Linked DNA regions of Homo sapiens: region 1 is linked to region 2. Evidence: chromatin contacts called from ENCODE Hi-C or POLR2A ChIA-PET data. All regions are on one chromosome and are shown on one strand. Each heading gives the region's core, a stretch centred on a gene start or an enhancer-like site at or near the end of the contact. The rest is flanking DNA. Distances are from core to core; before and after follow the strand shown.

The links. Hi-C counts contacts between places; a loop is a spot of excess contacts on that map. ChIA-PET counts read pairs that join two places held with the same protein, here RNA polymerase II (POLR2A). Pooled maps may share reads with other maps.
Region 1: a loop to region 2 is called in a pooled map, with 4 times the contacts of the local background. The contact joins the promoter of MYO19 here to the promoter of CCL3L3 in region 2. A Hi-C loop is called at or near these places in 6 of 37 single-sample maps with no recorded cell type and 5 of 50 pooled maps. POLR2A ChIA-PET finds 5 or more read pairs at or near these places in 2 of 52 experiments (BJ and activated T-cell).

The regions. Positions count from the first base shown.
Region 1 is chr17:36,531,842-36,536,215 of GRCh38, reverse strand. It overlaps MYO19 (myosin XIX), which reads left to right and starts at 1,348. Exons shown (of 26, transcript NM_001163735.2): 1 at 1,348-1,455; 2 at 2,112-2,263; 3 at 3,535-3,689. The coding sequence starts at 3,678. It overlaps PIGW (phosphatidylinositol glycan anchor biosynthesis class W), which reads right to left and starts at 1,229. Exons shown (of 2, transcript NM_001346754.2): 1 at 624-1,229. RefSeq lists an enhancer at 1,982-2,657.
Region 2 is chr17:36,193,178-36,198,010 of GRCh38, reverse strand. It overlaps CCL3L3 (C-C motif chemokine ligand 3 like 3), which reads left to right and starts at 1,253. Exons shown (of 3, transcript NM_001001437.4): 1 at 1,253-1,413; 2 at 2,099-2,213; 3 at 2,635-3,142. The coding sequence starts at 1,338. The coding sequence ends at 2,725. LOC128966706 (a long non-coding RNA gene) reads right to left here. Exons shown (of 2, transcript XR_008485584.1): 2 at 1,544-1,881.

The DNA.
Region 1 (4,374 bases), core at 99-2,598, 340 kb before region 2:
TTTTCAGGTTAGGATGGAAGTAGGTACGGTGGGTGCATTAAGAATGGATGTATAGCACATACTAGTGTTAGTTGCTCTTTTATTAAGGGTTGTAAAACACCTCTGAATGCCACACATCATTGTCTGAAAAACGGCATACTGGAAGAACACATTTGTTGGTTAAACATGAACCTAGAGTTTCTAAATGTACCATGAGCTGAATAAGTAAGTGAATGCATGCGTGCATTATGGCCTGTCTGGAACCTGTGACAATATCTCACAGTAACCAACTCAAATCAGTTGACCATTAAAAATAAAAGTCCTAGCCGAGAGAAGTGGTTCATGCCTGCAATCCTAGCGCTTTGGGAGGAGAGAGGATCGCTTAAGGCCAGGAGTGAAAAAAAAAAAAAGAAAAATTAAAAATTAGCTGAGCGTGGTGGTGCGCGCCTGTAATGCCAGGCTGAGGCGGGAGGATCGCTTGAGCCCAGAGGTGGAAGGCAGCAGTGAGCCGAGATCGCGCCACTGCACTCCTACCTGGGCGACAGAGCGAGACTCCGTCTCTTAAAAAATAAACATAAAAATAAAAAGTCTTTTTCCTAACAGACGCCCGACCTGGCCGCGCCCTACCCGTATACCTCACGTACTCCAAATGGTGCCGGCGCCCCCAGCAGACGGTCTACGTGGGAAGGGCAGCCGGACTGCCGCTGCACCCGCCAAACCACGCGGGAACCAGCCGCTTCCGCCTCCCGCGCGGCACTTCCGGCCGACGCAGGCAGCTGGCACTTCCGGGCCGGCCGATTCCGCGCGTCTCCGCCCATCATGGCGCTCGTGCCAGTGTCCCGTGGGCTACCCACTCCTGTCATGTCCTTTGGGCTGGTGCAGGCCAGATCTTCTAGGGCCGTAGCCCTGAGAGGAGCGCCTGGAGAGGAAACGGCGCGCCATGCACCTCACACGGCCCCTCAGACCTCACGGCGAGGCCCTATCAGGGTAATGGTGTCCGCCGGCCTCGCACAACACTCCGCCGCACTCGCACAAGACTCCGCCGCGGCGACCTCTACTGAAAGACCCCCAGTCCTGGTGTCGCCCGAAGGCCCAGGAAACCGTGCTTCCGCGCTTCTCCCCCAGAACGTGGGAAGCTGCCGCTTTACCCTCATTTTACCCCAGGGTCGCAAAACATCTCACCGTAGTTGAAGCCAGCAAGCCGGACCAGGCGTCCCGGCCAAGCCACGTGCGCGCCCCGCGCCGCGAGTGCTCGCCCCGCCCCTAGGGAGGAGCCGGCCGACCCCCGGCCACTTAGCAGTGCCGCAGCCGACGGGGTGCGGTTCGGCGCTCCCAGGTTCCTTTCCTCACTGCACGCTCTTGCCCCTCCTCTTTTCTCTCCTGCCCGTGTTCTTCCCGCCGCCTGACCTGGCCCGCCCGCCTTTCCAGTCTGGCCGGGCGGGGGCCTGAAGCACGGCGGCTCGGGCCGTGGGACCGGTGAGTGTCAACCCGAACCTATATCTGAAGCCCTTCAGACGCGGAAGGGGCTTGGGAGGCCAGTTTGCCCCGCAGCGGTGAGGAAGAAGTAGGCGTCTCCACCTCCCCTTCCAAAGCGCCGTTTCCCTCCTTTTTGCCTTTTCCTTTTGACCCTCTTGTGTCTCACGAGGGGGTAGCCCAGCTCTTGGCTCTTGCTTGAAACAAGTCTTTCTTGATCACCCTCCACCTTTCCACCTGGCCGGCAGGGGGCGGCCTGGGGGGAGAGGGTCCTTGCTCCACTCTTCGCCCAGCTGAGGACCCCGGGAGGGGGCGGCTGGTCCCGGGAGGTGTCAGGGCAGCTGCGCCCTTGGCTGGGGTCACGTCCACCTTCCTGGGAAGGACATACTCTCCCCGTGCCAGGTGCTTCCGGAACGGCATCCCAGCCCTGGGTTTGCGGCACGACGCCCGGACCTTGAGTCCCCGGTTCCCGCCGGGAACCTGGGGGCGGAGCCAGCTGGACTGATGAGATCCTTACCCAGCGCTTCTCAGCGTCTGCCCTCCCACTGTCCTCCATGCCTAGAAAGAAACAGTCTGAGAAGGAGGGACTGGTGATCAGGTTGCCACTTGCCTTGATTCGGTGTTCCATTTACTCATTACCGTCTCCTTTCTGCCCACAGTGTTCACACCCTTTCCAGAAATTCTTGGCTGGTAACCGCGAAACCGACTGGAGCAGGAGCTGGGAGAACTGGAGAAAACTGCTCTAATCTCACTTGACTCCAGCTAGGAGCTGATGCTGCATCGTAATAACATTTGCAGAGCGCTTTCACAGGTATTAGCCCCTTTAACGCTTCATTTAGCCCCGTGAGATCTGGATATTATCACTCCGTTTTGTAAACGAGGAAACAGAGTGAGGCTTAGTTCTTGGGTTCTGTGCCAGGGGCCTTGGGTTTTGGATTCAAACCCCAAACCTGTTGTGCTGCCCCTCTGGACCTATTGCTTGAGATGAGTTCCCAGTTGAAAGAGCTTTGTTCTCTGGAGCCCTCTGCATGGCTGTCCCTTGGATGGGGTACAGTCAGTGTCCAGGGTCAGGATCTTTTAGGGCTGTAGCACCACACCTTAAGTGGTCCAGCACGGTCCTGATACCTGTTTCCGCCTCAATTGTCCTTTTTCCAGCTTCTATGGAAGTCCCTATCCCTGGGTTCTTTAAAGACTTGATGTATTCAGAGCCTCAAGAAAGTCTCCACCAGGGTTAATCCATTGCAGGCACGCTTCACCCTCAGCCTCATCTCTCCTTGCTAGGGGTGGTGCCAAGGCCTAGAAAATTCCAAGTCTGAGGGTCACTTAACCATTCTTCAAAGATTGGCTTAGGCCCAGCCTCACAACACCCCACCTCCCAGATGGATTCATCTCCCTGAAATCCTCACCTTCTTGAAGTTGACACTGGACCGTTCACCTGATTAGCGCTCCCAAATGGATCATCAACCCTTAGTCGTAGTGCTAACAGTGTTTATCCTCTGAGTGAATACTCAGATTCGTACTTTGTGTGGTGCTGTCAAACCATGACCTCATTGACCTTCACAACCACTCCTTATGAGGCAGATTTAACTGTCCCCATTTTCAAGGTAAGAAATTGAGGTAGGTGATGTGCCTGACCCAGGATCACACACCCAGTGAGTGATTGAACTGTGATATAAACTACCACACCACACCTTTCCTGGAGCAGCGAGAGATGACTCCAGCCTCTCCTCCTCACCAACGACTGAAATAGGATATTTCTGTCTAATGTAGAGGATAGGGCACAAGGCTTCTCTGTCTCCCCAGTGTCTTACTCCTCCTCCATGGCACACTGACCCAGAGGGTTTGCAGCCCCACCCCAACCCAAACCCTAACCCTGTAATAAAACTGGCCCAGGGAGCCTCTGAGGCTCTCATAAAAGTTTCCCTGTCTCCTAATTGGCAAGGGAAAGGACAGGCCCACTCTCCGCCCAGGCCTGCCTTGCATCTCATTTTGGTTGCTTCTGCTAGGTGGGAAGGAGTGAGTGAGTCACTCCAGAAAAGCCCTCACCTGTGTGTGGTCCTTGTCTTCTCTCTCATGCCACAGGCGCTGGAGTGACTTGTCTGAGATTCCTCCAGAACTGAGCCCTTTGTTGGAACCATACCCCAGCCCATGGTCCCATGACTAGGTGGATAGTACTCCTTGTACCTCCTGCAACCCAGAACCCTGGCTGACCACTTTGAAGGAGGATGCTCCAGCAGGTAAAACCTCAACCTTAGATAACCCAGGCCCTCAAGCACCTGCAGCATCTGTTGCTAGCCCTAACCTGGAAGGAAGGGAAAGCCCCCTTAAAGGTCTCTTTTCTCTCCTCAAATTGTCTCTCCAGTGCCTTTTACTCATCATCAAGAAACTCTTCCTGATACCTAATTTGAATCTGTCTTGTGGTTTTTAGCTCCTTTCTTTGGGATAGGTAAGGTGGGATGGGTAAGGGAATCCTTAGGGCACTTTGGGGATTCTGCAGAGGAAGTCCTGAGAGATGTCCCTGCCACCTGAATTGTTGAGGCATAGTAGAAGCCTGGGGCTTCCAAGAGGATGTGTTCCTTGAAGCTAAGCCTTAAAGAACTAGAAAGAATTAGCCACTTGGAGAAGGAAAATAAGCACTCCAGGCAAAGAGGTCAGCCTGTGCAGAAATGTAGGAGACTATGAGGAAATATAGAAGGATTCTAATGAGTGGATCATGGGTTACATGATCCCCATGTCTCTGCCTCTCTGAAAAGGCTACTGTTGCCCCAGGCCTGTAGGATTCCAAATCACCTTTTACAGCGGAGCTCTCTCTCATACCCATATCATCCTTCATGTGTAACTCTTGGTCCTGAGAGAGTGCCAGTACTTATTTGCTGACTTTTTATTTTACCAAGTGTTGCCAGGCACTGGGCTGAGGCAGAT
Region 2 (4,833 bases), core at 4-2,503:
TTTTAATTTTTTCCATGCCTAGAGTTGGCATGGCATATATATATCTTTATACAATTCTTCAAATTTTATAGAATTTGTATAATGTTTTATCTTGCTTTTTTTTTAACCACTGATGTTATAAGCATATTTATGCCACTTCATTCACGTTAGAGACTTAATAATAAAGGATCTTGTGGATAATTTATCATTCCCTGATAGAGAAAAATTTAGCTTTGCTTATTTTAGAGTTATAAATGATGCTGGGTCAGGTATCTTTATGTTTGAAGATGGCTCCATATTTGGGTTGTTTCCACAGAACTCTTTCCCAGAAATGCTTTTTCTAGGTTAATGGCTACACATATTTCTAGGCACCTGACATACTGACACCCACCTCTAAAGTATTTTTATGATCCACAACTAGCGTTTAACACAGCGCCCCAGTCACTCCGAGACTAATAAATAGACAAATGACTGAAACGTGACCTCATGCTTTCTATTCCTCCAGCTTTCATTGAGTTCCTTTCCTCTGGGAGGACTGGGGGTTGTCTAGCCCTCCACAGCATCAGCCCATTGACCCTATCCTTGTGGTTATAGCAGCTGAGGAAGCAGAATTACAGCTCTGTGGGAAGGAATGGGGCTGGAGAGTTCATGCATAGACCAATTCTTTTTTTTTTTTTTTTTTGAGATGGAGTTTCACTTTTGTTGCCCAGGCTGGAGTGCAATGGCATGATCTCAGCTCACCACAGCCCCCACCTCCTGGGTTCAAGCGATTCTCCTGCCCTCAGCCTCCCGAGTAGCTGGGATTACAGGCATGTGCCACCACGCCTGACTACTTTTGTATTTTTAGTAGAGATGGAGTTTCTCTTTCTTGGTCAGGTTGGTCTCAAACTCCTGACCTCAGGTGATCTGCAGCCTCGGCCTCCCAAAGTGTTGGGATTACAGGTGTGAGCGACCATGCCTGGCTGCATAGACCAGTTCTTATGAGAAGGGATCAACTAAGAATAGCCTTGGGTTGACACACACCCCTCTTCACACTCACAGGAGAAACCCCATGAAGCTAGAACCAGTCATGAGTTGAGAGCTGAGAGTTAGAGAGTAGCTCAGAGATGCTATTCTTGGATATCCTGAGCCCCTGTGGTCACCAGGGACCCTGAGTTGTGCAACACTCAGCATGACAGCATCACTACACTTAAAAATTTCCCTCCTCACCCCCAGATTCCATTTCCCCATCCGCCAGGGCTGCCTATAAAGAGGAGAGATGGCTTCAGACATCAGAAGGACGCAGGCAGCAAAGAGTAGTCAGTCCCTTCTTGGCTCTGCTGACACTCGAGCCCACATTCCATCACCTGCTCCCAATCATGCAGGTCTCCACTGCTGCCCTTGCCGTCCTCCTCTGCACCATGGCTCTCTGCAACCAGGTCCTCTCTGCACCACGTGAGTCCATGTTGTTGTTGTGGGTATCACCACTCTCTGGCCATGGTTAGACCACATCAGTCTTTTTTTGTGGCCTGAGAGCCCCGAAGAGAAAAGAAGGAAGTTCTTAAAGCGCTGCCAAACACCTTGGTCTTTTTCTTCACAACTTTTATTTTTATCTCTAGAAGGGGTCTTAGCCCTCCTAGTCTCCAGGTATGAGAATCTAGGCAGGGGCAGGGGAGTTACAGTCCCTTGTACAGATAGAAAAACAGGGTTCAAAACGAATCAGTTTGCAAGAGGCAGAATCCAGGGCTGCTTACTTCCCAGTGGGGTCTGTTCTTCACTCTCCAGCTCACCCTAGGTCTCCCAGGAGCCCTGTCCCTTGGATGTCTTATGAGAGATGTCCAGGGCTTCTCTTGGGCTGGGGTATGACTTCTTGAACCGACAAAATTCCATGAAGAGAGCTAAGAGAACAGTCCATTCAGGTATCTGGATCACATAGAGAAACAGAGAACCCACTATGAAGAGTCAAGGGGAAAGAGGAATATAGACAGAAACAAAGAGACATTTCTCTGCAAAACCCCCCAAATGCCTTGCAGTCACTTGGTCTGAGCAAGCCTGCCCTCCTCAACCACTCAGGGATCAGAAGCTGCCTGGCCTTTTCTTCTGAGCTGTGACTCGGGCTTATTCTCTCCTTTCTCCGCAGTTGCTGCTGACACGCCGACCGCCTGCTGCTTCAGCTACACCTCCCGACAGATTCCACAGAATTTCATAGCTGACTACTTTGAGACGAGCAGCCAGTGCTCCAAGCCCAGTGTCATGTAAGTGCCAGTCTTCCTGCTCACCTCTAGGGAGGTAGGGAGTGTCAGGGTGGGGGCAGAAACAGGCCAGAAGGCCATCCTGGAAAGGCCCAGCCTTCAGGAGCCTATCGGGGATACAGGACGCAGGGCACTGAGGTGTGACCTGACTTGGGGCTGGAGTGAGGTGGGTGTTACAGAGTCAGGAAGGGCTGCCCCAGGCCAGAGGAAAGGGACAGGAAGAAGGAGGCAGCAGGACACTCTGAGGGCCCCCTTGCCTGGAGTCACTGAGAGAAGCTCTCTAGACGGAGATAGGCAGGGGGCCCCTGAGAGAGGAGCAGGCCTTGAGCTGCCCAGGACAGAGAGCAGGATGTCAGGGCCATGGTGGGCCCAGGATTCCCCGGCTGGATTCCCCAGTGCTTAACTCTTCCTCCCTTCTCCACAGCTTCCTAACCAAGAGAGGCCGGCAGGTCTGTGCTGACCCCAGTGAGGAGTGGGTCCAGAAATACGTCAGTGACCTGGAGCTGAGTGCCTGAGGGGTCCAGAAGCTTCGAGGCCCAGCGACCTCAGTGGGCCCAGTGGGGAGGAGCAGGAGCCTGAGCCTTGGGAACATGCGTGTGACCTCCACAGCTACCTCTTCTATGGACTGGTTATTGCCAAACAGCCACACTGTGGGACTCTTCTTAACTTAAATTTTAATTTATTTATACTATTTAGTTTTTATAATTTATTTTTGATTTCACAGTGTGTTTGTGATTGTTTGCTCTGAGAGTTCCCCCTGTCCCCTCCACCTTCCCTCACAGTGTGTCTGGTGACAACCGAGTGGCTGTCATCGGCCTGTGTAGGCAGTCATGGCACCAAAGCCACCAGACTGACAAATGTGTATCAGATGCTTTTGTTCAGGGCTGTGATCGGCCTGGGGAAATAATAAAGATGTTCTTTTAAACGGTAAACCAGTATTGAGTTTGGTTTTGTTTTTCTGGCAAATCAAAATCACTGGTTAAGAGGAATCATAGGCAAAGATTAGGAAGAGGTGAAATGGAGGGAAATTGGGAGAGATGGGGAGCGCTGCGACAGAGTTATCCACTTCACAAAATTCTGGAACATTGAAACTACGAATATGTTATAACTCAAATCGTAATATGCACGCTCTAGGAGAATTAACTACTTGAATGGCCACCATTAAGCAGAGTATTCTGTAGGGCATATTCATGATGAATCAAGCTCTTAATAGCAATTATTTACATTGTTGAGGCTTACTCCTCCTACTGAGTGCTTTTTATACATTGTTCATTTAATCTTACCAATGCAATAGTACAGCTTAGGTACTATTAATACCTCCACTTGACAGAAAAGTAACCCAGGGCTCAGAAAGGTTAGACAACTTGGCTGAGGTTACACAGCACGTAAACGGTCAATTGTGTTCCAAAACTGGACTTTTATTGAACTACAGACTATGCTGTTAACCATTGACCAAGTTATTTCCCAAAGTATGACCCGCCTATACTCAAATCTTACCCCATTCTTTAACAGATGATACTTTATCCATTGCAACCACTTCCTGTCAGGATTCTGAGTTGACATAGAGTGTTTCAGCAGTGATTATTTAAGCCAATTACATCAGGATCTTTAGGTGTAGACCTGGGAACTGATATTTTTATCAAGCTCATGAGGTGTTCCATAGCATGTTAATGACTGAGAGCCACTGTCAATAGAATTCACCACTGTTTTCTAAATGTGGTAAGTCTCTGCATATGGCAACAGGTGTATTATACATTATTTCTCTAGAATCTACACTCTACAAAATAAATAGCTAATGTTAGAGAATGAAAAGACAACCAGCTTCTGTGTGGAGCAGGATGCTGTCTATAGGTTTGAAAGGTAAGTTATTTAATAGATGGATTGCTTGCATTATATGTACAAGAAATGCATACTAAGCTAGGGTCCTTTTTGCAGAAGAAAGGGAAATTCAAAATATTTGTGTGAAAACCAAACGTGTTAATTTTTATGAGCTATGCTTATTTCATTTTGTTTAAAATAATCTAATTTCTGTGTCCAAACATGTTTAGAATTGTAGGGCTCAAACTCTTTAAAGCATAATTAAACACTACTACTTAGCAGATATTAAAATGCACATACTATGTGACCTACATCCCATTTGACCTGATCCCATTTCTAGGAATCTGCTTCATAGAAACACTGCCAAAAGATAAGAATATGTAGACATGAGGATATTCTTTCAAGTATGGTTGGTAAAGAGCAAAGAAATGCAAACAGTCATCAGTAGGGGATTAATAAGTAGAGGATTAAGATGTCCATCAATGGAATATTCTGCAGTCAGTAAACAAAAGCAGCACACATCTATAACTGTGGAAAGTGTCCTCAATATTCTAGGTAAAATGCATATCTATTTACATTCAGTATATGCATATATATTCTCTACATATGCTACAAAACTGTCTGTAAAGGATATTATTTTGTTTTTATTTTTAAAAGCCATATACACACATATATTTACATAGGCAAATATTTGGAAAGACACACATCAAATAGCTAACTGTCGTTTCTTTGAGGAAATGAGGCTTTTTTTAAATTTTTTTAGGAATGAGGGTTTTTCCTTTTTATATTCTGCACTTTTAAAACT